Regions from separate parts of the Homo sapiens genome. Here all the other regions are linked to region 7. The links are chromatin contacts, found by Hi-C or POLR2A ChIA-PET in ENCODE. All regions are on one chromosome and are shown on one strand. Each heading gives the region's core, a stretch centred on a gene start or an enhancer-like site at or near the end of the contact. The rest is flanking DNA. Distances are from core to core; before and after follow the strand shown.

Region 1 (3,043 bases), core at 280-2,779, 380 kb before region 7:
AGCTGACTGGCAGGTGTGCTCTGCCGTCTGCTTTTGGAAACAAGCCCTCAAGTGAATTATTTAAAGTCAGACAGCCTACTATTAGCAGACCTAAAGGAGGAACTCCTAGCAATTAATTAAATCCTGATATTTAACCCCCTGAGCTGAGCTAGTGCCTGTAGGGCAAAGGTGCTCAAACTTCAGGCTGCGTCGGAATAACCCTGAGAGCTTGTTAAAAAGCAGACTGCTGGGCCCCAACCCCGGAGTTTCTGGTTCAGTAGGTCTGGGGTGGGCCTGGAAATGTGCACTTCTAGCAAGTTTCAGGGGCTTCTGCTGACCCTGGATCAGTGTATCACACAGGACCGATAGATTATTGTCCCTGATTATGGTGAATAATATGGCCCAAAACACTTAAGAAACCTCCAATTTTCTCAAACTAGCACATCTGTGTACCTAATTATCCATGTGTCGTCTCTCTGTGTGTGAGGCCACGTGCTCTCCACGAAGACAGGTGAGTGGAGACCAAGACACAGAGGTGCTGCTATGACCGCAACTGCACCCACCTTGCAGAAAGCGCAAAGCTTCACTTTACAGCAAAAATACCAGCAATCTCCTCCCAGACTTTCAGAGCAGTTCCCAACAGGTAAGAGCAGGACCCTTCTGTCTGGGAAAGGCAGATCCATGCCTACACCTTATTTGGCAATACAGAAGTATCAATAAGATAATCATAAGTATTTAGAGAGTGATCAAAAGTGCCCTCCCAATATAGTTCAACAAAGAGCCCAAAATTTGACTTTGAAGGAGTCATTTCCACAGTGGACAGGTGTTTAGTTTTTTGTGCCCAACCAAATCTCGTGTTTCCGCTGGCAGTGCCACTGAAATGCATGCGTTTCTGGAAGGTGAAACGTGGCCACTCCTGTGGGACCCATGCTGCCCTGGCCAAGTTGCTCACAGTCCACGAAAGCCAAGCCGGCTTCCGCATCTCAAGGGCATTGGCTTCCGCAGCTCAAGGGCATTCTCTCCAGGACTTTTTGAAGTTCAAGTAATTCCGCAGATCCAAGGCTTATTGGTTAAATTTCATCCAGCACCTCATGACAGCGGCTGAAGTCACATTAACTTCAATCACATCAGTGACAGAAGCCACAGCCTTGTGCTGCTGCATGGTTTTAGACAGAAACCATGAAACTGCACCGGCAAAAAGTGTAAAACTATACGCACTGGGTCCGCAGATAGAGGTGTGAACCTCAGAGGGGCTGGCCCCGTTCCGCTCTTACTTTCTATTTTTCTTTCATTTTCTCCATTGTCATTTCTCCAAAGCAGGGCTGTCTACGCTTCATTGTCCTGCCTGTTGACAAATTGTTAAAGCAATTGCCTTACATTCATTTTAGATTTAATTTCCAGTGGCACTTTTCCTTTTCATGTTAAAGTCTTGCCTCATTTCAGTTTTATTTTTTCCTCACCTTTTTGTGAACAATCTCCTCCTTCAGTCAGCTCTGGACTAACAAGGTTGAACCAAAGATCTGTTTGCTTGGTGCAGGAAAACCACACGGGAGCCCTACAGCCTGCCCCGAGGCCGGCCCACATGAAAGCCCGGGGCTTCCTCACAGTTTGCTGTGAGCTGCACCAGCTCTCCTGGAGTGTGAAACCAATTTCCAAATTCACCTGAGGGTCCTTCTACAGAAAGGTTTTTGGTGAAAATATTTAGAATGTAGCAAAAAGCAATGATCAGAAGGGTATTTCAGATTTGAAAGTCACTTCATCTTCATTGTATTAATAAGTATTGATACTGGAATGGGTGGGCTCACAGTTACTGGTCACAAAGAAGAGCTTCTACGTGCCCCTGTATGATTTTGTGTTCTTCACTGTGTGGGAGGTGCAGCACATAGGCAGGTCTGAGCATTTTGGAGACAAACTAGGTTTGGAGACATCCACGCTGCTAACTGGATTCTCCTGGGCCAGAGTGTTACTGGATAGTCCTGTTTCCATTTCATCTGTGAAATGAGTTTGCTAAAAAATGGTAGGTATTTCACAGGCTTTGTGTGAGAACTGAGATAATCCGTGAGCAATTCTTGAAACAACATGATAAATACTTGGTGTTATTATTTTAGTCATCTGCCTTTAGCCGGGCTCAGTGTATCACACAGGACCTAGAGATTATTGTCCTAGCCCCTGCCTTGTTGCTTTGACACGAGGTAAGAACTACTTTCCTCCTTATTACACTGTTTTATGTAGGATACTTTGTCTTTTTCGTTTGTTCCCTACGGTTTTTTTCATAACAGTATTACAGATTGATCCCTGTAAAATAAGTCTTATTTAAATTTGGCTGTGGGCTTTTTAAATATAAAATCATGTGAACATCCCATAAAAACTATAACACTGAAAACTGTAGCATTACACATTAACAAGCACTTACACTCACATAGCGGCTTCTGGTTTAGGGACTCAGATAACATTCCAGTCATCTTCTGAATAGGGGGTTTTCTACGTAGTGTGCTTATTTCTCACATTGTGTGGTTTTATTTTTCTAGCTGCTTTTTCTCTCTAGATTATTACACATTCTGAATTGGAAGAAACATTACAGCCCTCCTAGGTGAACCTTCGTCACAAGACCAAAATCCTTTTATGGGGGGAGAGGAGGGAGCCTCCAGTTTAGGGTTACACACATCCAAGCTACCAGGGCTCAGCCTGGACCCAGGATACACCTTGAGTCCCTTTTTAAAACATCTCCCTAGTGCTGGGCACGGTGGCTCACGACTGTAATCCCAGCACTTTGGGAAGCCGAGGCAGGTGGATCACTTGAGGTCAGAAGTTCGAGACCAGCCTGCTCAACATGGTGAAACCTCGTCTCTACTAGAAATACAAAAATTAGCCAGGCGTGGTGGCGCACACCTGTAATCCCAACTACTGGGGAGGCTGAGGTGGGAGAATTGCTGGAACCCAGAAGGGGGAGGTTGCAGTGAGCCAAGATTGTGCCACTGCACTCCAGCCTGGGTGACAGAGTGAGACGCTGCCTCAAAAAAAATTTAAAATAAAATTTCCCTCGTATTGAACTGAACTTTAACTT
Region 2 (3,167 bases), core at 662-3,161, 300 kb before region 7:
TGACAGAGTGAGACTCTGCCTCAAAAAAAAAAAAAAAAAGTTTTGGATCCTGAAGCATTTTGGATTTGGGATGCTCAACCAGTAACTTAAGAAGTATTTAATCACTGCCAATTCAGAAGACATCTCCAGATATCACAGGGCCACAGAGTCAACATCAGGATAAATTCCACGTTGTATTTATCCAGCAATAGAGTGGAGAATGCAGGTAAACTCATCTTCCCTTGGACTCACCCTGTGATTTGGTCTCACTTTTATGTACTCACATGGCATCACCTACTTTTCTTATTATTTCTCTTTCTCACATTAGAAAAAAGCAGAACATATCACTATGTAACTCTACGAGCACAGCACCCCATACTTCTCCCGAACAGTACCACTGAGCCACGCTGTCAAGTGCAACAGGACTCATCGCAGACCTCCCCTCCTCTGACCCTGCAGGGCCTGTCTGGCTCCAAAACACCAGACGAAATGCTAGGGCTTCACAGGTCCCAAACAAAATGCTCGTCACGTCTCAGGCAATTTTAACACTTCACTAGGGTAAGGAAAGACTTACCAGGTCATTGACAAGAACTGCAATATGCAGAATAACACAGCCAGTCCCTTCTTATGCCACTAACAACAGCAAAAACAGAGCAATTATGAGTTTCAAAGTTTTAAAAACATCTTTCTCAATCAAACTTAATTCTTGTCTTTCAAAAATGTAGATGATGGCTTCATTTATCTTTATTAAATTTTAGTGTGATAAATTTAAGATACAGTTGATCTGAAACTTTAAAACCCAAAAAATACATTTCCTTTCTAAAACTATATCCATTAATTTAAATACTGCAAAATATATGACTTTAAATAAACGTTACTGAAACAATTGTGCATAGACTGAAAACATTAGACTTTTAAAGGTGGTTAGGTCTTTAAAGTCAATGTTAACTTATCTAGAATCGACATGTAAAATCCCACTGAGATCTGTATGCCCCATGTGAAATTTACTTATTTTACTCATTCCCATTTGCTCCTTGAGTGATATTTTGAAGGAAAATTGTATTTTATTGTGATCTTCTGGAATAATATAAACAGTTTCCATGGTTGTTTTAAAATATTTTCAGAATTCCTTGTCCATCAGTGCTTTTTTACTTATTTATCTTCAATCTACTGTTTATAAGTAAACAGGCAATTCCAAAACCAAAAATCAAGGTTCTATAGAGAGGTGCAAGTTAAGAATATTCTTTTATCATTAAGAAATGACACGTAAATCAATCTCATATAACTAAAGTCCTGTCCTTACATCATCAAAATAAAAAAAAAACTGGAATATTTCTGATAGCATTCTAAAATATCTACCCTTTCTTCTTTAAAATGGGACTTTTCTTGTTGATAGTTCAAGAACTGCTTCAAACCCATTTGGGAAATAGGTTGAGTACAATAGAAAAATATGATGTAGAATCAGGAGATCAAGAAGTAAACGGAATTGTAACAATGTGACTTCTTTAAAGGCTAATGAACAGCTGTTAACCTTCTCCACAGGGTAGGAGAATGATTTCAGTTCCTCTCTTTGTTGTTACTATCTGTGTTTTCTGGCCCTCTCTATTGGTTTTACACCTTGCTACTCGGCAGCACACTTGCCTCACCACTGCAGACTCACAGCGCACCCCTGCAGCAGCATGGTGGAGAGCACAGCCCCTGAGCCAGGGCCCTTCACCACACCGGGCACTGTCAGATTTGCCAACCAGGCCCACAAGCAGGTGAGCTCGGGCACACATGTGTGTTTATTAATGACCTCTACGCTGTAGACAGCAGAATCTATGGCACATTTAGCCACCAGCTGGGTAGGTGAGCATGTGTGCACATGTGTGTTTACTGACTACCTCTATGCTGCAGACAGTAGAATCTATGGCACATTTAGCCACCAGCTGGGTGGGTGAGCATGTGTGCACATGTGTGTTCACTGACTACCTCTATGCTGTAGACAGTAGAATCTATGGCATTTTTAGCAACTAGCTGGATGGTAACATGTCAAATTTTAGGAACACCTAATCTTTAGAGAGTTTTAAAAAAACAGATGAGCTATTTTAAGATAATGGTGTGATGACACGTCAGCTGGGGTGGGGGGCACACAGTTAACTGAAAGCCAGTAGGGCTGACATAACTTACCCAAAGAGCAGCACACAGGGTAAATATGAAACACAACTACAGGGGAAGAAAGAGTAGATTATAAGTTTGAGATCCTTTCAAAAGCCTAATAAAAATGCATAAACTATTCTGCATTCATTTACATAGGGAATATACTATAGAACAAAAATAAGAATACAGCTGAATAGTTTTACTTGTATTTTCTGTAAGTATTATTTTACTTTAAAGTCTATGACTGCAATATTCCTTGGCAAATTGGAAGCATCTAATAATTTAATCTGTTAAGTAAACTGAAAGATGATCATTCCACATCCCCATGAAAGCAAGCAGGCACAGGAGTGAATGCAAGAGGTGGGCAGTGTGGTGTTGGAAAGACCTAAAGAGATCCCAGCTCTGACGCCTGCTATCTGAGGGTCCTTGGTGAAGTCAGTGGACTCGTCTAAACCTGTTGTCTTCTCTTTAAAATGAGGAGAGTTCCTACCTACCTGCTTTAAAGGGCTGTTGTAATGAATAAGGTAGAGTGCATCCGTGATGGGCTTGAGCTAGAAGCTGGCATGTGGAAGGCTCTATGTGGCACAGCCTCTTCACCACCATTACTAGGCGTGATCTTACGTGGGCAGCAAATCAAACCACGCAAAGTGCTCCACCTTGGGAGACGTCTTATATGTTCAAACGTTCCCACGTTCTCTCAACATGTGTGTTTTTGTAAGGTACAGTATGTTACTAAAAAGTTTGAGGGGTAAGTGCCAGGATTTCTTAAATAAAACTAACTAAAATCTTAGTGGAATATAAACTACTTATATTCTAACAGTGAAATATACTTTGTTAGTAATCTGAAGTTAAATGTTTATATATATGTTGATACATATGCTATTATAGGAAATTCAAAATAATTGGAGATTATAAAAGTGGTAAGAAACTATGAAGTTGAATAAAGACATAATAAATAAAGCTAAAAATGAGTTTTTACTCTAGTGAGGAGATGGGAGAAGACTGCCAGGCAGATTAGAGTTAACAAACATTTCCTTATAAATTAACAT
Region 3 (2,910 bases), core at 142-2,641, 500 kb after region 7:
GGAGGAGGGACAGGTCACCCAGAGTGAAGGAAGTTGTGAGCTCTGTTAGAGGAAAACAGCCAGGACTTAGTCAGGAGAGGCTTTGTTTGGAAGGATTGTTGTAAGGCAGGGAGAGGAATGATGGCAGCAAGAGGACCCCGTGACCATAGGTCTGCAAGCACTTCAAACAGAAAAGGCCCTTCTTTTATCCAGTAAGGGGGAGCCACTGGGGCCAGCAGAGTCTTTGGAGGGGACCCTGGACAAACCCGGGAAAATGGCCAGTGGGGTTGAGCAGGACACAGGTCCTGCTGTGTCTAGCTGGTTCCCCAGAGAGATGATAAGGGGTGCGCTCCAGCTTCTCAGGCTCACTCAGGCGTGAGGACGTGGAGCTCAGGGCTCTGCAGGAAGGAGCGACCCAGGTGAGGTGTGGTCAAGATAGAGCAGAGCTGGGCAGCGGGCAGTGGAGCCTCGTGGGCAGCCTGGGGGTGGGGAGGCACAGTGCACTGGGAAGTGGAGAAAGTGTGAGTCCATCAGGCTGGCTGAGAATTGATCACGAACCTATTGTCTGTAAAACTTTTGTTATTTCCTGAGACGTGGTTCACAGCAACCCAGGTGCGAACAGCCTTGTGATTCTAGGGTTCTTTTCTATTTTTTAAGCACTTGCATCTACAAATAAATTTCTGAGTGACTTGTCGTCAGCTGCTTTCCTTGATATGTCTAAAGACAGGGCAGTGACCCGCATCGTCACCCAGAGATTCTGTCTCTGTGCCACATGAAGATTAGGTGCCCGCTTTTGATTGAGGAGCTCCTCTGTTGCTCTCAAAGTATCTTGTAATAATAGCTGAGATGCATGGAGAACCACCTCTCCTTCAGGCGCTGCTCCTCGGCTTCCGTGGACGGGCATGGCTATTTCTCGGAACCCTCTGAGGTTAGAGCTGTCATGGTCTTTCTTCTGAAAGAGGAAACCGAGGCTTGCTGGGGCTCAGTGGCCCTTCTGTGGCTGCACAGCTTTCGGGGTGGGGCCAGGACTGACTGACTCCACACAAAAGTGCTCCCGGCCCATGTCTTTAACTCACACGGCCTCTTGCAAACGTTCCCAAATCTTCCCAGTCGGCTTGCAGAGACTCCTTGCTCCCAGGAGATAACCAGGTAAAGGAGTATGAAAGTTTGGGTACAAACTCATTGCTGCAAATTGAAAACCATGCAAAGGCTGTCTTCCTCTGGGGAGTTCAATGCCTCTCTTTTTCTTATCACTTTACCATTGGTTGGACTTTGATTCCAGGGATCCTACGATTACTCAATACCCTACAGGATATACATGGTTAACCATTTGCATTTGGGCAAATAGGCGTTACTTTTCAATAGGAAGTGGCAATCCAGAACTTGCTTTTGGGCAATTCTAGTAGCTCACCGCTTTTTTCTTAATGACTGCTAGAAGCTGCATCTTATTGACAGATGGTCATCACATTGGTGAGCTGGAGTCATCAGATTGTGGGGCCCGGAGTGAGGCTGAAGGGAGTGGATCAGAGCACTGCCTGAGGTGAGCATGCCAAGGCCCCTGAGACTTTTCTTTCAAAAATGTAACTTCTTTGATCCCCTAGTCTGACAGGAATGGGACTGTTTTACTCATTAATCTTCCAGAATGCTGGCATATTGACCATGTTTATGCTTAACGACACAGACTTCCTTTCCTGAAAGCATTGACTTTATGGTTTTAGGAAGCCCACTTTTCCTCTAAGTGTATAGTAAGGGATTTCATACTCGCTCCCTGCACTGGAGCTTCGGTGATGGTCTGGGTACTTGCTCCTCATACAGGAGATATCCTCAGGGCATCAGTCTGGAGAGGAATGTGATTCTTTATTTGATCAAATACACTGAAAGATTTTGGAAAACAAAAAAATTAAGCTAAGAAATATTTTGGAGGCAGTAAGTCATTTATGCAATGAAGGCTGATGAGTGGGCATCCCGGACAGCCTAAGATTGAGCAGGAAGGAGCTTGTGAGGGGGAGTTAAGAGAAATTGACAAGGTGGAAATTTCAACAAGTCTCAGTTGCAAAGCTCTCATGAGGGCTGCCAATGCCACTGTGATTATGAAGGCAGTATCTTATGACCAGAAAATAATACACAATGATATTAAAGGGAGCCAGGCTAGGTGCAGTGGCTCATACCTGTAATCTCAGCACTTTGGGAGACCAAGCTGGGTGTATCAGCTGAGGTCAGGAGTTCGAGACCAGCCTGGCCAACATGGTAAAATCCCGTCTCTACTAAAAATACAAAAATTAGCCAGGCATTGTGGCATGTGCCTGTAATCCCAGCTACTTGGGAGGCTGAGGCAGGAGAATCACTGGAACTTGGGAGGCGGAGGTTGCAGTGAGCCGAGATCACGCTACTGCACTCCAGCCGGAGATCAGCTCCAAAGTCCACTTAGCAGCAGGACATAGATATTGTAGAGATCAGCTTTATAAAGAAAAACAAAAATGCAAGGCCATAACTAAAGCTATTCTTTAAATGGTTAAAGATGTAATTTCTGCAAATAAAACAGAAAACATAAAAGCAAACTTCCAAAGAAATTAAAGGAACTGAAAAAAAAAAAAAACCAACCCACAGAAGCTTAATAAACAAATCACCGGGGGAAAACAAAAAAAAAATCAAACCTCCTGGTCTCCTCCTTAGCCACTCTCATTCAAAAGCAGAAGGAAGCCAGCCTAGAGTTTCAGCTCCACTGATGCTTATCTAAAAAGGTATAAAATATGGTGGGCCCATGATTCAAATAAACTTAGAGAACATAAATGTATTGAACACCTACCATTACAGTATGCAAAACTCTGATATCAATAAGATGTTTTAAAATAAATATATTATTTAAGATCTTGTGGGAATTCTATGGCATTTCACTAAGACCTGCTGGTGGCAAGGTGAATTAGAACGGCG
Region 4 (2,980 bases), core at 422-2,921, 280 kb after region 7:
GAACGCACAAAGAAAGAACGCCACGTGAACTCGCACACGCGGGGAGAACGCCGGGGAAACGCACACAGTAAAGAGAACGCAGTTTGAACGCACAGGGGAGAGAACGCCACGTGAACACACAGAAGGGAGAATGCAGTGCGAACACACAGAAGGGAGAACACCTGGTGAAGGCACAGAGGGGAGAACGCCGAGCGAACGCACAGGGTGGAGAATGCCATGTGAACGCACAAAGAAAGGAGAACCCCTGGTGAACGCACACAGGAGAAAGAATGCCGAGGAACGCACAGAGTAAAGAGACCGCCGTGGGAACACACAGGGGAGAGAACGCCACGTGAACACATGGGGAGAACGCCGCGGGAACACACAGAAGGGCGACCGCCTGGTGGATGCACAGAGGGGAGAACGCCAGGGGAACACACACAGGGGAGAACGCTGGGCGATCACACAGGGTGGAGAACGCCGGGTAAATACACACTGGGGAAAACGCTGTGCAATCGCATAGAGGGAAGAACGCCGGGTGAACACACAGGGTGCGTTCTTCCATCATGCGGCTGCGCCTGAGTCTCTGAGTCTACTCTGGCTTAGAAGGCTGCCTGATTCGCAAATTGTTTATTGCTCAATTACATGCTTTTAAATTTAATTCAGCTGAAGTGTTTCTTTTCTCACGGCCCACCCACTAGATGTGGCTCTGTCACTGGTGCTGGCCAGTGGGGCGTGGAGGGACCGGTGTCCTTCCCAGCACAGACACAAGGAAGCGGCTGTGCCTTCTCCACACTCTTCTCCCTGACTCTTGGCTACAGCTGTAAACCCAGGGTTAGATTCAGGGGCCTGTGACCTCCAATGGGAAAACAACTGCATTATTTGTACCTCATATTTAGTATTTCCATCAATTATGAGTGTAGGCAAAAAAGCACAGTAGCTTCAGCAGGACTGGTGTTTTGCTGGCAGTACAAAACATTTTCATATCCTATTCCTTGCTGTCTTGTGTTTTCTTTAATGTGTTAAAAAATCTTATTCTGAGACCATCAGGCCACTGGAAGGGGTTCATGGCACAAAAAAAGATGCAGCCCAGCAATAAGGTGAAAGAGAGATGACGGAGCCACTGGACACAAGAAGCCTTGCACCCTGAGTCACCCCGTGGAGCACTGACGAGCCTCGGCTCCTGATTCATTATGCGGAGTGCTGCCTAGTACCAGGAGCAACAGCACTGGACAGGGACATGAGTAAGAAATAAAACTTCCAGAGCGTGAAGCTAGTGAAATGATGGGATGTGTTTATCACAGGGCTAGCATCATCCTAACCAGCATGGAGACATGCGGGGCTGTGAACGGGAGCCTAGAGCTGCAAATTAGACAAGCCTGGGCCAGGAGACCTTTTGCAGGCTGCAAAGCTGCTCTCTCCTTTGCCTCCTCTGTACCTCAAAGGACCTGGGGTGGTGAAGGGAGTTGTGGGCCGACCTGAGTCAGCCTGAACAGGCTGTTCCTTCAGCAGATTCCTCAAGCTCTGCCCCGGCCCCTTCCTCGGCCCACCCCAGCTTGCCCTCCAAGGGGTATTATCACTGTGACCCTCGTCTCCTCCTCCTGTTCAGGCTTTGCCTTGGCAGCGCAGCAGTGCCCCTCTGCAAAGGGGTCTCGCATGCTGTTCAGCAGCTCTCTTCCCGCCACAGCGATGGGCAGCCGGATCCCAGCTGGAACTCCGCCACATCCCAGGAATGTGAATACCAGTGGAATCCGGATAGGACGGTGTGACCCAGGCACAGTGGGTGAGAACCGGAGCTTGGCTAGCAGGCAGGGGTTCAGCTGCTTCCTGACCTGTGCCCTGGCACCTCTGACCTGGCCGGAGCTTCTCAGGCAGTGACCACTGCTGAAACTTTGAGACCCCAACATGTGTGGGAGCATTTCTAAGCCTTCCTTGCATGGACACACTCCTCCCTAACGCTGTCCCATTTTCCAGACAGGGTCTCACCCACCCCGCACTGCTGCCCCCAGTGCTTTGATTCAGCCCCTCAGCTGTGAATGGAGTTGGTTCCTCATATGAGATCTCAATAAGACTATGGTGGGAGTCGGCGTAGAGCAGGGAAAGCCTGGACTTTCTGCCAGAAGGTCGGGGTGGGGCAGTGCAGGCCACGGCACCTCCCGGCTCTGTGCACAGGGTGGGCCACCCCAACCCGGCTCCTCACACTTCACGGCATGCAGCAGCCTCCTGGGCCCTGGGAACATGCAGACTCTGAGCAGCAAGACTGCGCAGGACCCGACATTTGCATTTCTAAACAGCTCCCAGGGGACGCCAATGCTGCGGGCTGAGGCCCACGCTGGAGGAACACCGGCCAGTGGGCAGCTTTGGGTGAACTTCAGAGTGGGTGGAAGCGCAGCTGCCCCGCCTGCCCCCACGGCTGCTGCGCGATCAGGAAACACAGCACACTCCTAAGTGAGTCGTCACCATGGTGACTTTTGGATTCCCACTGCCAGTTCCTGTGGAGTCAGAGAGATCTTAGCTCAGAAGTGCTGACAGCAGGGGCTGGCTGGCCACTGGCCACATGGGAAGAGGAGAAAGGCAGCAGGAGCCACCGTGAGGCAAATGAGCTACAAGACGCCGCTCCGTCTGATTTCCCGCCACAGCTCCCAACACAGGTGAAATGGCTCAGAACAGCTCAGCATGTCCTACTGAGGGGCAGGAAGGATGCTGAGAAAATCCCAGGCAGCGGTCTCAGCTGGGATGTAATTTGAGGGCGAAAAAGTTGTGTTGCTTGCGGTTTCTTCCTTGCTCCTTGCAGGTTATATTTGAAATGAATGTCAGAGCCATGCGGCCGCTGCCAACTAATTCCCAGCTAAGAAGGTAAACACCAGCATCACCTGGGTCTTCTGGTCTACCTGATTCTGCAGCTCAGAGGGAACCATGCAGCTGGCAAAAATGACAGCGAGGGCAGGACTATGACCCAATTAAAGGAATGTGAGTTAAAACATGGGGAGCCAAACACCCA
Region 5 (3,305 bases), core at 563-3,062, 480 kb after region 7:
AAAAATTGGCTCTGAGCTCTGAGTGGCCCCTGTCTGAATGTCTTCATGCGACAGATGCTTAGAAATTTAATCCCAAGAAATAATAGGATTATATTTGGGAATGACAGTGACCATGTCCAGCTTAGTCAGAGTTTAAGTAAGGCTTCACTTTGGCACTCTTCCTCAGGAGAGTTGGAGGCAGGGATGGATGAAAGACTGAACCTTTTCATTCTAATAATTAAGACTTTGCTTTTGATTAATAAGAATGTCAATCCAAAGCATAATAATAGATACCAGCAGGTAATATTTCTAAATAATCAGATTTAAATATGCATTAAAGGAAGTAATTACCATGATGATTACCATGACTAAGGTTGATTGTTCATGTTCACACTGAATCTCCAGATTCCTCCATGTGGCGCATTCTCAAGTCTTTACAGTGCCAGTGTCAGTGATGATGGGCAGCTCTTATTTAAAAATAATTGAGTTCCATAGCACGGTTCCATTTGGCTATAGTAGGGAAGAATTGGACCCATTTTATTCCTTCAGAATAAATGAATGTTGGTACTAATACTGTTTTCTGCAGCAAACATGAAGAAAGTTTATTTCCAAGTGGCTGTTTTGCTCACTCTGCCAGCATCCCACCGGCATCTTTATAATGTGTATTTCAGTAAGCCAAAACAAAAGGCTTACCTGTAAAATATGTGTGTGTGTATTGAAAAAAATGTACATATTAGAACAATAAAAGCAGATGTTGATCCCAGGATGGAACAGGCAGTGTTTACAAGTTTCCTAAGTTCTGCCTTAGTTTGGGGTTTGCTGGCAGCAGCCCCTGCATTTGAGTGTGGGTGTGTTACCTGGGAGGCATCACCAGGGTCCTGGAAAGTGACGGTGAGGGTGGGAAAGGAGGGTCCCTGATGAAAGGGGCATGGCCCAGCAACGCTCCCGGGGGGATACCTGGGCTTGACTCCCCATGGGGATTCTGGCCAAGCCAGGGTAGAACATGTACCATAAACTTTCCCCACCCAAAGGGAGGGAGTGGGGTTATTTATACACCAAAGGCCCATCAGATATTAAGTGGGGGCTGCTCCTTTGTGAGGCATTCGTTCTCCAGCACTTCCAGGCCAGCAGGCCCTGGTTCCCCACTCAGTCCATCAGCATTCCATCCTGCTCTTTTTGTCCAATCCCCTCTCTACACAGCTGTCCATACTTTGTTGAACCTAAGCATAGACATAGACAACTTCCCCAGTACCCTTGGGTTTTCATTCTGGAGGCTCCTGTGTATACACATTAAATACATTTATCTTTCCTCCTGTTAATCAATCGGCCTCATGCCAGAGATTTCTCAGTGAAGCTTTAGGGGCCATGAAGTTGAGACTGGTGACCTGATGGGAGAGCGAAGGCAGCACTCTGTCGTCATCCACATCACTGCATATCTCAGCACCACATTCACATCTTCTGCCAACACTGACATGAAGATCAGCGCTGAGGGGGACAAGGAGTCACAAATGAGCAGTGTTTCCCCTAGAGGGTTGGAGGTGGTGGGAGGAGAGGGTTCCAGGGTGGGGGCTGCAGCCATCTGTGCAGGGGGTGCAGTACCTTGCTCTCTGGACTCGGTGATATTAGGGTGGCCTTGGAGTAGGTGAGTGGGTGCTGCTATCCACGTATGTCAGGAAGAGGACCTGAGCGTGTTTACTTTTTGTCATAATAAGTTGCTGAAACAACTGCCCCTCCTTCTCAGTCCTTTAGTCCATCCCTAAGGGAAGGAGTGAGGGCCCCCCACCATTTGCCAAACAGGAGCTTTGCTTGGACACTCAGGGCCGGTGCACCTGCACTCTGACTCCCAACAAGGAAGTGTGGGGTATCTGTAAGTTTCTGTGGTTGCAGATGAGTTTCTGTTTCCCTTGCCCTCAGCCAGCCTCTCGGGAGGTCAAGGTTCTTTACTAGGTGGAGAGCCAAACTTTCATTCTCCGGTTCTCTGAGTCCTGTCTGTGTGAGTGCTGTGGGCTGAATGTGTTCCCCAAAATTCATATGTTGAAGCCCTCACCCCCAAGGCTTGATGGTATTAGAAAGTGGGAAGTGCAGGAGGTGATTAGGTCATGGGGGCAGAGCCTCATGAATGGGATTGGGGCCTTAATAAAGGAGGCTCAAGAGAGTCGGCTCATCCCTTCCACCATGTGCGGACACAGGGAGAAGGTGCTATCTATAAACCAGGAAGTGGCCCTCACCAGACACCCAATCTGCAGCACCTTGATCTCAGACTTCCAGGCCCAGAACCGTGAAGGCTGAACTTCTGCTGTTCATAAAGCCACATGGTCAAAGGTACTTTGTTATAGCAGTCTGAACAGACGAATGCCGTAACAGTGTACCCCAGATTGGGCAGCTTAAGCAACAGACATTTATTGTCTCAGTTTTGAAGGCCAGGCCTCTGAGGTCCAGATGTCAGCAGGGCTGGTTCCTGCTGAGGCCACGAGGCAAGGATCTGTTCTAGGCCCCTCTCTTAGGCTTGCACCTTGCTGACTTCCCCAAATGTGCGTTTGTGTATCTGTATCCAAATTTTCTTCTCTTTCAAGGACACCAGTCATATTGGATATTAGGACTACACTCAATTTCTTTCAAGGACACCAGTCATATTGGATATTAGGACTACACTCAATTTCTTTCAAGGACACCAGTCATATTGGATATTAGGACTACACTCAATTTCTTTCAAGGACACCAGTCATATTGGATATTAGGACTACACTCATGACCTCATTTTAACCTGATCATCTGCAAAGACCCTATTTCCAAGTAAGGACACATGCACAGATACTGGGGGTCAGGACCTTGACATCTTTTGGGCGGGGGGCACATTCAGCCTATAATAATTCTGTTCTAATCATCCTCTAATCATCTTCCATTCACCTTTTCCATTGCACATGGCGGTGCCTCCAGGGATCTTCCCCACCAAAACGTCTGTCTACTTATATTGCTTCTGGCTCCACTTTGTAGAGAAACCCTATTTTCTCCATGGCAGCCAAGGGCAAGTCCCTCAGCCTGCAAAGTGACCCTCCATGGGGCCTTTGCAGAGCAGCATGGGCAGCCTCAGTGGGCACCACAGTGGCAGCCTCAGCTCCAGACTTGTTGGAAGCACGATGGTGTTCCAGGTGGAAGGACTCTGCCTTGGGAACTAAAGTCTTGGAGACCCCAGAGATTCAGGAATGGGATGCAGCAATTTTGAGGATGTTTTAGCAGATGTAATTTCATGAAGAATTACCCTCTTTTGGTTCCTGGAACCATGAATTCTAGCCATGGATATTGACTTGGAACATTTGTGTGTGATT
Region 6 (2,953 bases), core at 41-2,540, 410 kb after region 7:
TTTTCATTTTACTAAACAAAATACTTCCTATTTGAGCCCATGTGTGGAAGATTTAATATTCTTAATTTAACTGTACATTTCTTTATGGAAATTGATTATCTACACTCAGTTTCATTACAGGGAAGGAACCCATGAAAACATCAGTGTTAAGAGCATGATGAAAGGTGTCAATAAAGCCGTAGGATCGCGCAACCCTTTGTGTGTGTGGCTGCTGGTACGTGTGATCTTTGAAAACCTTGGCTTTAGCCCTCTGGAATCAGAGCTTACCCACCATAGTATATTTTGATATTAGGTGGTTCTACACATAGTTGGCAAAATGACTTGGTAAATTTGTAATGCTGAAGTATATTAGTATAAGTTAAATTTGATGTGTCAACTTTATTTTGTATTTCCTTCCATTTGGAAGGTTTGTTAGACCATTAAGGTTATATTAAAGTACTCTTGTGTGTGCTATTTAGTTTTGCTTGTTTTAAAGAAATCTAGAAGTGGTTATGAGTTTTAATTCATAGAATTGTCAATAACATAACATTTGCAATCGTCATTCCTCCTGTTATCCATGTAAGCAGCTTTAGTCGTAGGTTCTCTTCATTATAATTTATTATCTGTAAAGATTCCTTGAAACTTAAATGCATCTGAAACCATTAAGCAGTGCTTTTATTTCAGATCTGTAAGTTAATTGTATTAAAATCCAAATTGGAATGAAATAGTAGTAATGGCCTAAGACCATGTTCAGTTTGACAAGCTTTATATACTGTACATAATTTCATTGTAACCCTTAAAAATAGAGCCAATAATAGAATTTCCACAGTCTCATTTATACGGTTAAAGCATTATTGCTATTATGTAGGTCACGGATGTTTATAATACTAAAGTATTTTAAAATGTGCAAGTAGAAAAAACAGTAGAAAGTGATGCATGCATATTTATATATAAGTAAAGCAGGATTGTGCTGTTTTTGCACTTTATAATTTCAATTAAGTTGCGGCTTTTTACTACAAGTTAACTTTATTAGTAAAAGGAGCAAATTAGACCTAATTCATTGATCTCGGTTAAGTGAGCAGACTGCATGACTTGTGTAATGCCAGTTTCTCATTTCATATTAGCCTAAATATTACAGAAATTACTCCTTGGGCTCTAAAATGTAGAGGAAATGAAAATGTAAGGATTAAGGCTGTGTAACAGAATCTGGCTTTTTAAAATTTAAGTGAAACTAAGCTGTAAACATCAAGAGGAAGTAGGACATAAACTGGGCCGGTACAGCCTGGGAGCCCTGTGTATTTCTGCCCTCCGTCTGTGAGCTGCTATCTCAGTCTCCTTCAGCTCTTCATGTCTTAGTAAACAGCACCACGTGCAGATGTAATCTTGTTGCAGTCCCCCAGTGTGGTTGTTATAAAATGCATTTCTTTGTAAGTCATCTCTGTAAACAGTCACTTTCTAAAAGCACTATAGTTCTGGTCCCCTGGAATCTGGATCACATGTATGATTTATTTTTAATATTTGATAGGAACTAGGTTTCAGTGAAATGATTTGAAAGCATAGCAGGATGTGGCTTTTTAAATTTATGAAACTTTCGAACAGTAGCAACTGAAATTTGTCACTTTTCTGTTACGCAGAGAATCAGACCTTTTGATAATATTTGGGAGGGTAAAAGAAATATGCCAAATATGAAACTTTTTTGTCAGCACTACATACATCTTTTTTTTGCGGGGGGCGGGGGGGACAGAGTCTCACTGTGTCACTCAGACTGGAGTACAGTGATGCGATCTCGGCTCACTGCAACCTCCGCCTCCTGGGTTCAAGCGATTCTCCTGCTTCAGCCTCCTGAGTAGCTGGGATTACAGGTGCACACCACCACGCCCGGCTAATTTTTGTATTTTTAGTAGAGATGGGGTTTCACCATGTTGGTCAGGCTGGTCTTGAACTCCTGACCTCGTTCCTGCCTTAGCCTCCTAAAGTGCCGGGATTACAGGCGTGAACCACCGCACCTGGCCAGTACTACATCCATTTTATTGAATGATTTTGAATGACTTAAAGTTCAACTATGAAAAAGCTTTCTTTTCACATGTACTTTTTGATTAGGTATTATCAACTTATGAAACTTGAAGATGTGAAGTGACAGGTTTTGCATGTGATGAGTGTTTTCTGTTAAAAAATAAATATTGAAATATTAACCCATTAAATACATTTTTATGGTAACCTATGTTTTACAGTGGAGTTTTAAAAATGCTAGGTCTTTCTTTCATTTTATTGATAACTACAAATGAATAAAAAGCATTTATTCTCTTTGTTGATATTCGGTTGTGCTTTTATACTTTATGTTGGATAACAACCTGTGGGCAGTTGTGTAGATGCCATTAGTCCCTGCCTCATGCTTGCCCACAGCTCTTCCTCCCCTCCTTACTTCCCTCTCCTGCCCATGCACCAGAGCTGTGCCAGCCCACTGCTGCACAGCCTCTGCACCTGAGCTTGCCAAAGCCCTTCCTGTCTCAAGGTGTGATATTTGCCCCTCCTTGTCTGGAATGTCCTTCCCCTAGAACTGCATGAAGCTGGTTTATTTCAGTCTCATGTTCAAAGACGCTTCCAGACCTAAGGGAGATGTCCATTCTCCTCCCTGTCCCTGCCCCACCACTTGCATTTACCCCTTTTATTTTATTCATCTCAGCATACTCTGAAATGGTCTTGCTTATTTTGTGTGTGTGTGTGTGTGTGTGTGTTTAACTATGAGCTCGTGAGAACAGGGATTTTCTTTTAAACTGCTGTGTACCTGGCACAACATTTGTCCCCTAGTATGAGCTTGGCATCTTTGGGGCTGTAAACAGGCTTGAGCACTGACATGGGGCCTGGAGAATGTGGTTTCTGGCTAGGCAGCTGGAACAATCTACAAAATCTGAGGGGAAAGCTGTCCTTACCCTAAACCTGGGGAGGTCCCTAGGTTCAAGTCTGCAGGAAGGGG
Region 7 (3,014 bases), core at 110-2,609:
TTTGTCTATTCCTCAGGTCTCTCAATGGTTACAGAACCCATGTCTGTGTCTAATATCATGGCAGCTGGGACAAAGAAAACCAAGATGAAACATTTGAGATTGTTCCAGCTGAAACAAACCAACCAAAACCCCACAGGTGCCAGCCTTGAGGCAAAGGCGGGACAGTGTCAGGCGAAATCTTTGGGTCCCAGCCTCAGTCTCCCCATCACCATGTCTTTTTCACTTAAACACGTTTCACTGTTTTGTCATCTATAGATTCAACAATGTGATTTGGACACTGGGAATAAGAGAATAAGATTTGATGGTTGAAATAAAACACACCACGAGAGAACCGTCCACAAGGAAACTCTAAGATGCCAAGATGCGGGACAGGTAGAAAGGACAGGGCTTTGGGAGTACTCTGGGTTTTCAGGACGAATCTGTATCAGCCTCGGCGCTGCGAGGATATTGCATCAGGCTCTTTACTCCTGAACGCCGTTTTAGACGCCTAAGCAGATTGTGCTGCTGCCTGTTCTTCCCCGTTCTGTGAATTCTACACTGACTTCAAGTGCACGAATGAGCTACAAGATAAGGTGGAACCTGCCGGCCGGGCACGGCAGACAGCACCTGATCAGCGCCTCGGAGGGCGGAGCTGGGGGGCTTCTCCACTCGGGACTTTGAGGGACCCCCGCGGAGCGCTCCGCGCCACTCGGCGGTCTAGCTGCAGAGAAAGCCCCTCCTCACCCGGGGCTCCCTGTGGCCCACAGGGGACCATCCCACACCCCGTGCAGCCAGCGGCGGAGAAACCAGCTGGAAATGCAGTGGGGGTGGAGTTGCCCCCGCGAGGACCCACGGACCGCCCAATTACTACGGAGTCCCAGCGATAACGTTTGGAGCCGTTTGGTTCGATTTTCGGAACCGGACCAGCTTTCCAGTAACTTGAACTCCCTGACGGGTCTCGGGGTCCACCCAGGGGTGGCGAGGCGGGCTCGGGCGACCACGGCCCGCTCAGTGCCCGGCACCTGCGCGCCCCGAGGGCGGCCGCATTACCTCGAGCCGGCTCAGGCTGGAGCTCTTGGAGCGCGACTTCCTGCGCAGGTACACAGAGAAGAACCTGCGCACGGCGAACTTCTTCATGCTCAGGTCCATCGCCCCGCGCCCAGCCCGGAGCAGCCGCAGGGCCGGGGGACGCGCATCCCCGGCATCCCAGGCGCGGGGCTCAGGTCCGCGGGCGGGCACGCGTGGCCAGGGAGCCCGGCACGGCGGCCATGGGCGCGGGGCGTGGGGCGCGAGCTGCGGTCACAAAGGGCAGGCCGCGCCGGCCACCGCGGCCGGGGCCACAATCGCTCCCTCCGCCTCCTTCTCCGCCTCCCCTGCGAGTACCAGCGCCGGCCACGCGCCACGCCTACACCACGCCCACCACCACTACCACCAATCAGCGCCCGCCGCTCCGCGCCCCGGCACGCACACCTCCTCCTCCTCCGCCCCGCCCCGCCACTACGGCCAATCAGCGCTCACCACCCCTCCCGTTCCCACCCACCACCAGCACTGCCAATGAGAGCCCACCGCCCCGCCCGGGAGAGCCCCGCCTCTGCCGATACCTCCAATCATCAGCGCCGCCCTGTGGTTCCAGGTGCCCATCCCTCCTCCTCTTTCTACTCCTTCCTACAAGAACCAGCTCCGTGCAGCCCCGCCCCCACGCGGTTCCGCCCACGGCCCCGCCCACAGCACTGCCCGCCAATCAGTGCCCGCAGCCGCCGCATACCTAATGAGCCTCGGCCCGGGACAGCTCCCGGCCCGGGCGAGTTGTGCAGCTGCTCCGGAGCCGCGCAGTCGCGGGCGTTCCTGTCACGCAACTTCGGCCCGGCTGCTCTTTCTTCCAGCTTGGGGCCGTCATTATGTTTTCCTTCCTTAAAACATCCCTATGCACACTTTGTCATCATGTTTTTCTCTGCCGAACCAAACTTTAATTGTTGATCAGCAAACGCAGCCAAAACCTCAGCGGCACAGCGAGCGAGGGACCGCCGCCTGCCAGCGGGCCCTGCAGCTCGGCCAGGAGCCGCCCTCCGCGGAACCGGCGCCTTCCCTCCGCCGGAGCGGACAAAGGCGCCCGAGGGCGGGGGCTCAGGCAGCCCTCGGGGCGCCTCCCTCCCGCGGCTGCAGAACAAAGACGCATCCGCCCTCCGCAGCCGGTCCCGCTCTAGGAAACGTCTACACAGATGGCTTATCAGGGCCCGCGCTGGGAATACCCGGGCGGGGTGACCTGGGTCTAGGGCAAGGCCCTCAGACCCGCTGCTGGCGGCAGCGCCGCTCGGGATCCGCCTTAAAGGGAAACACTTTTTTCTTTTTTTTCCTAGAAATGCTCACCAAGGGCTGCAGCAGGGCCGAGAATGCGGGCTCACGACCCCGTGCAGCCTGCTCTGTTTTCCTCTTGTGCACGTGTTGAGTTTGTATTTAAAAACAGGGAGAAACCGAGCCCATTGACATAGCACCATCACCACCTGCAAAGAGCAGAAACGAGTGCGGTGGTGAGTTGACAAGTCTTGCTTGCTCTTTTGCAGTGCGAACTGCAAAATCCTCGCGTTGTTTTGCTCCCTGGACTAGTCAGATGTTGCGTTAATACTTGTGTAGTCTATTTTGGCTAAGGTGGGTAGAGAGGTCAGAATGTCCTTAAATAAGAGCTTTAAAGTCATGCTGCATCCGGGCTGAGGTGAGGTCAGATAGGCTCTCTGGGTTTCCTGGAGACCCGCGTTGAGCGGTGCTGCTCCGGAGTGGAAGCCGGGAGTTTAGCACCACGACTCTGGCGCTGCCCCTTCCTTGCTTGGTGAACTTGGGTGCCGTTGCACGTTGTTCCCACGACTCATCTCTAAGAGGAAAATACGAGTGAAACCTGTCTCACCTCCCTTACTGGATACCAAGAGGCTTATGCAAGATCACGGATGTGGGAGTGCTTTGTGAATTTAAATAGTGCAATTGATTTTCATATTATGTATTAAAGGATCTATAATGACTATTCTTTAAAAACAGAAGTGCAG

The links. Hi-C counts contacts between places; a loop is a spot of excess contacts on that map. ChIA-PET counts read pairs that join two places held with the same protein, here RNA polymerase II (POLR2A). Pooled maps may share reads with other maps.
Region 1: a pooled map shows a loop between it and region 7 (3-fold over the local background). The contact joins the enhancer-like site here to the promoter of RPS6KA2 in region 7. A Hi-C loop is called at or near these places in 4 of 168 maps with a recorded cell type or tissue (CD14-positive monocyte, CD8-positive, alpha-beta T cell and naive thymus-derived CD4-positive, alpha-beta T cell), 1 of 37 single-sample maps with no recorded cell type and 12 of 50 pooled maps. POLR2A ChIA-PET finds 5 or more read pairs at or near these places in 2 of 52 experiments (HEK293 and WTC11).
Region 2: a loop to region 7 is called in a pooled map, with 3 times the contacts of the local background. The contact joins the enhancer-like site here to the promoter of RPS6KA2 in region 7. A Hi-C loop is called at or near these places in 1 of 168 maps with a recorded cell type or tissue (CD8-positive, alpha-beta T cell), 2 of 37 single-sample maps with no recorded cell type and 10 of 50 pooled maps. POLR2A ChIA-PET finds 5 or more read pairs at or near these places in 3 of 52 experiments (A673, CD8-positive, alpha-beta memory T cell and HEK293).
Region 3: a pooled map shows a loop between it and region 7 (5-fold over the local background). The contact joins the promoter of CCR6 here to the promoter of RPS6KA2 in region 7. A Hi-C loop is called at or near these places in 1 of 37 single-sample maps with no recorded cell type and 4 of 50 pooled maps. POLR2A ChIA-PET finds 5 or more read pairs at or near these places in 1 of 52 experiments (activated T-cell).
Region 4: a map with no recorded cell type shows a loop between it and region 7 (3-fold over the local background). The contact joins the promoter of RPS6KA2-AS1 here to the promoter of RPS6KA2 in region 7. A Hi-C loop is called at or near these places in 1 of 37 single-sample maps with no recorded cell type and 2 of 50 pooled maps. POLR2A ChIA-PET finds 5 or more read pairs at or near these places in 1 of 52 experiments (WTC11).
Region 5: a pooled map shows a loop between it and region 7 (4-fold over the local background). The contact joins the enhancer-like site here to the promoter of RPS6KA2 in region 7. A Hi-C loop is called at or near these places in 1 of 168 maps with a recorded cell type or tissue (B cell), 2 of 37 single-sample maps with no recorded cell type and 6 of 50 pooled maps. POLR2A ChIA-PET finds 5 or more read pairs at or near these places in 1 of 52 experiments (activated B cell).
Region 6: a loop to region 7 is called in a pooled map, with 3 times the contacts of the local background. The contact joins the enhancer-like site here to the promoter of RPS6KA2 in region 7. A Hi-C loop is called at or near these places in 8 of 50 pooled maps. POLR2A ChIA-PET finds 5 or more read pairs at or near these places in 2 of 52 experiments (AG04450 and WTC11).

Annotation. Positions count from the first base shown.
Region 1 is chr6:166,243,307-166,246,349 of GRCh38, forward strand. LOC101929297 (a long non-coding RNA gene) reads left to right here. Exons shown (of 5, transcript NR_125862.1): 2 at 1-622. Among named protein-coding and RNA genes, the nearest start is that of PRR18, 64 kb to the right of the region's middle. Within about 2 kb of position 1,530, at least 5 of the 41 ENCODE cell types and tissues checked have a DNase peak (open chromatin) inside an H3K27ac peak, as active enhancers do; they include CD8-positive, alpha-beta T cell, where a contact is called at or near this core.
Region 2 is chr6:166,323,984-166,327,150 of GRCh38, forward strand. It overlaps SFT2D1 (SFT2 domain containing 1), which reads right to left. Exons shown (of 8, transcript NM_145169.3): 5 at 2,149-2,184; 6 at 554-612. Among named protein-coding and RNA genes, the nearest start is that of SFT2D1, 17 kb to the right of the region's middle. RefSeq lists an enhancer at 1,497-1,656. Within about 2 kb of position 1,912, at least 2 of the 41 ENCODE cell types and tissues checked have a DNase peak (open chromatin) inside an H3K27ac peak, as active enhancers do.
Region 3 is chr6:167,121,705-167,124,614 of GRCh38, forward strand. CCR6 (C-C motif chemokine receptor 6) reads left to right here and starts at 1,392. Exons shown (of 3, transcript NM_031409.4): 1 at 1,392-1,519.
Region 4 is chr6:166,902,027-166,905,006 of GRCh38, forward strand. RPS6KA2-AS1 (RPS6KA2 antisense RNA 1) reads left to right here and starts at 1,672. Exons shown (of 2, transcript NR_046644.1): 1 at 1,672-1,762; 2 at 2,274-2,980. RefSeq lists enhancers at 1-256, 1,427-2,108, 2,109-2,789.
Region 5 is chr6:167,101,524-167,104,828 of GRCh38, forward strand. No RefSeq gene overlaps it. Among named protein-coding and RNA genes, the nearest start is that of CCR6, 20 kb to the right of the region's middle. Within about 2 kb of position 1,813, at least 3 of the 41 ENCODE cell types and tissues checked have a DNase peak (open chromatin) inside an H3K27ac peak, as active enhancers do; they include B cell, where a contact is called at or near this core.
Region 6 is chr6:167,040,126-167,043,078 of GRCh38, forward strand. It overlaps CEP43 (centrosomal protein 43), which reads left to right. Exons shown (of 13, transcript NM_007045.4): 13 at 1-2,953. Among named protein-coding and RNA genes, the nearest start is that of CEP43, 42 kb to the left of the region's middle. Within about 2 kb of position 1,291, at least 6 of the 41 ENCODE cell types and tissues checked have a DNase peak (open chromatin) inside an H3K27ac peak, as active enhancers do.
Region 7 is chr6:166,625,892-166,628,905 of GRCh38, forward strand. RPS6KA2 (ribosomal protein S6 kinase A2) reads right to left here and starts at 1,360. Exons shown (of 21, transcript NM_021135.6): 1 at 1,030-1,360. The coding sequence starts at 1,128. RefSeq lists silencers at 1,230-1,579, 1,640-1,809, 2,060-2,119.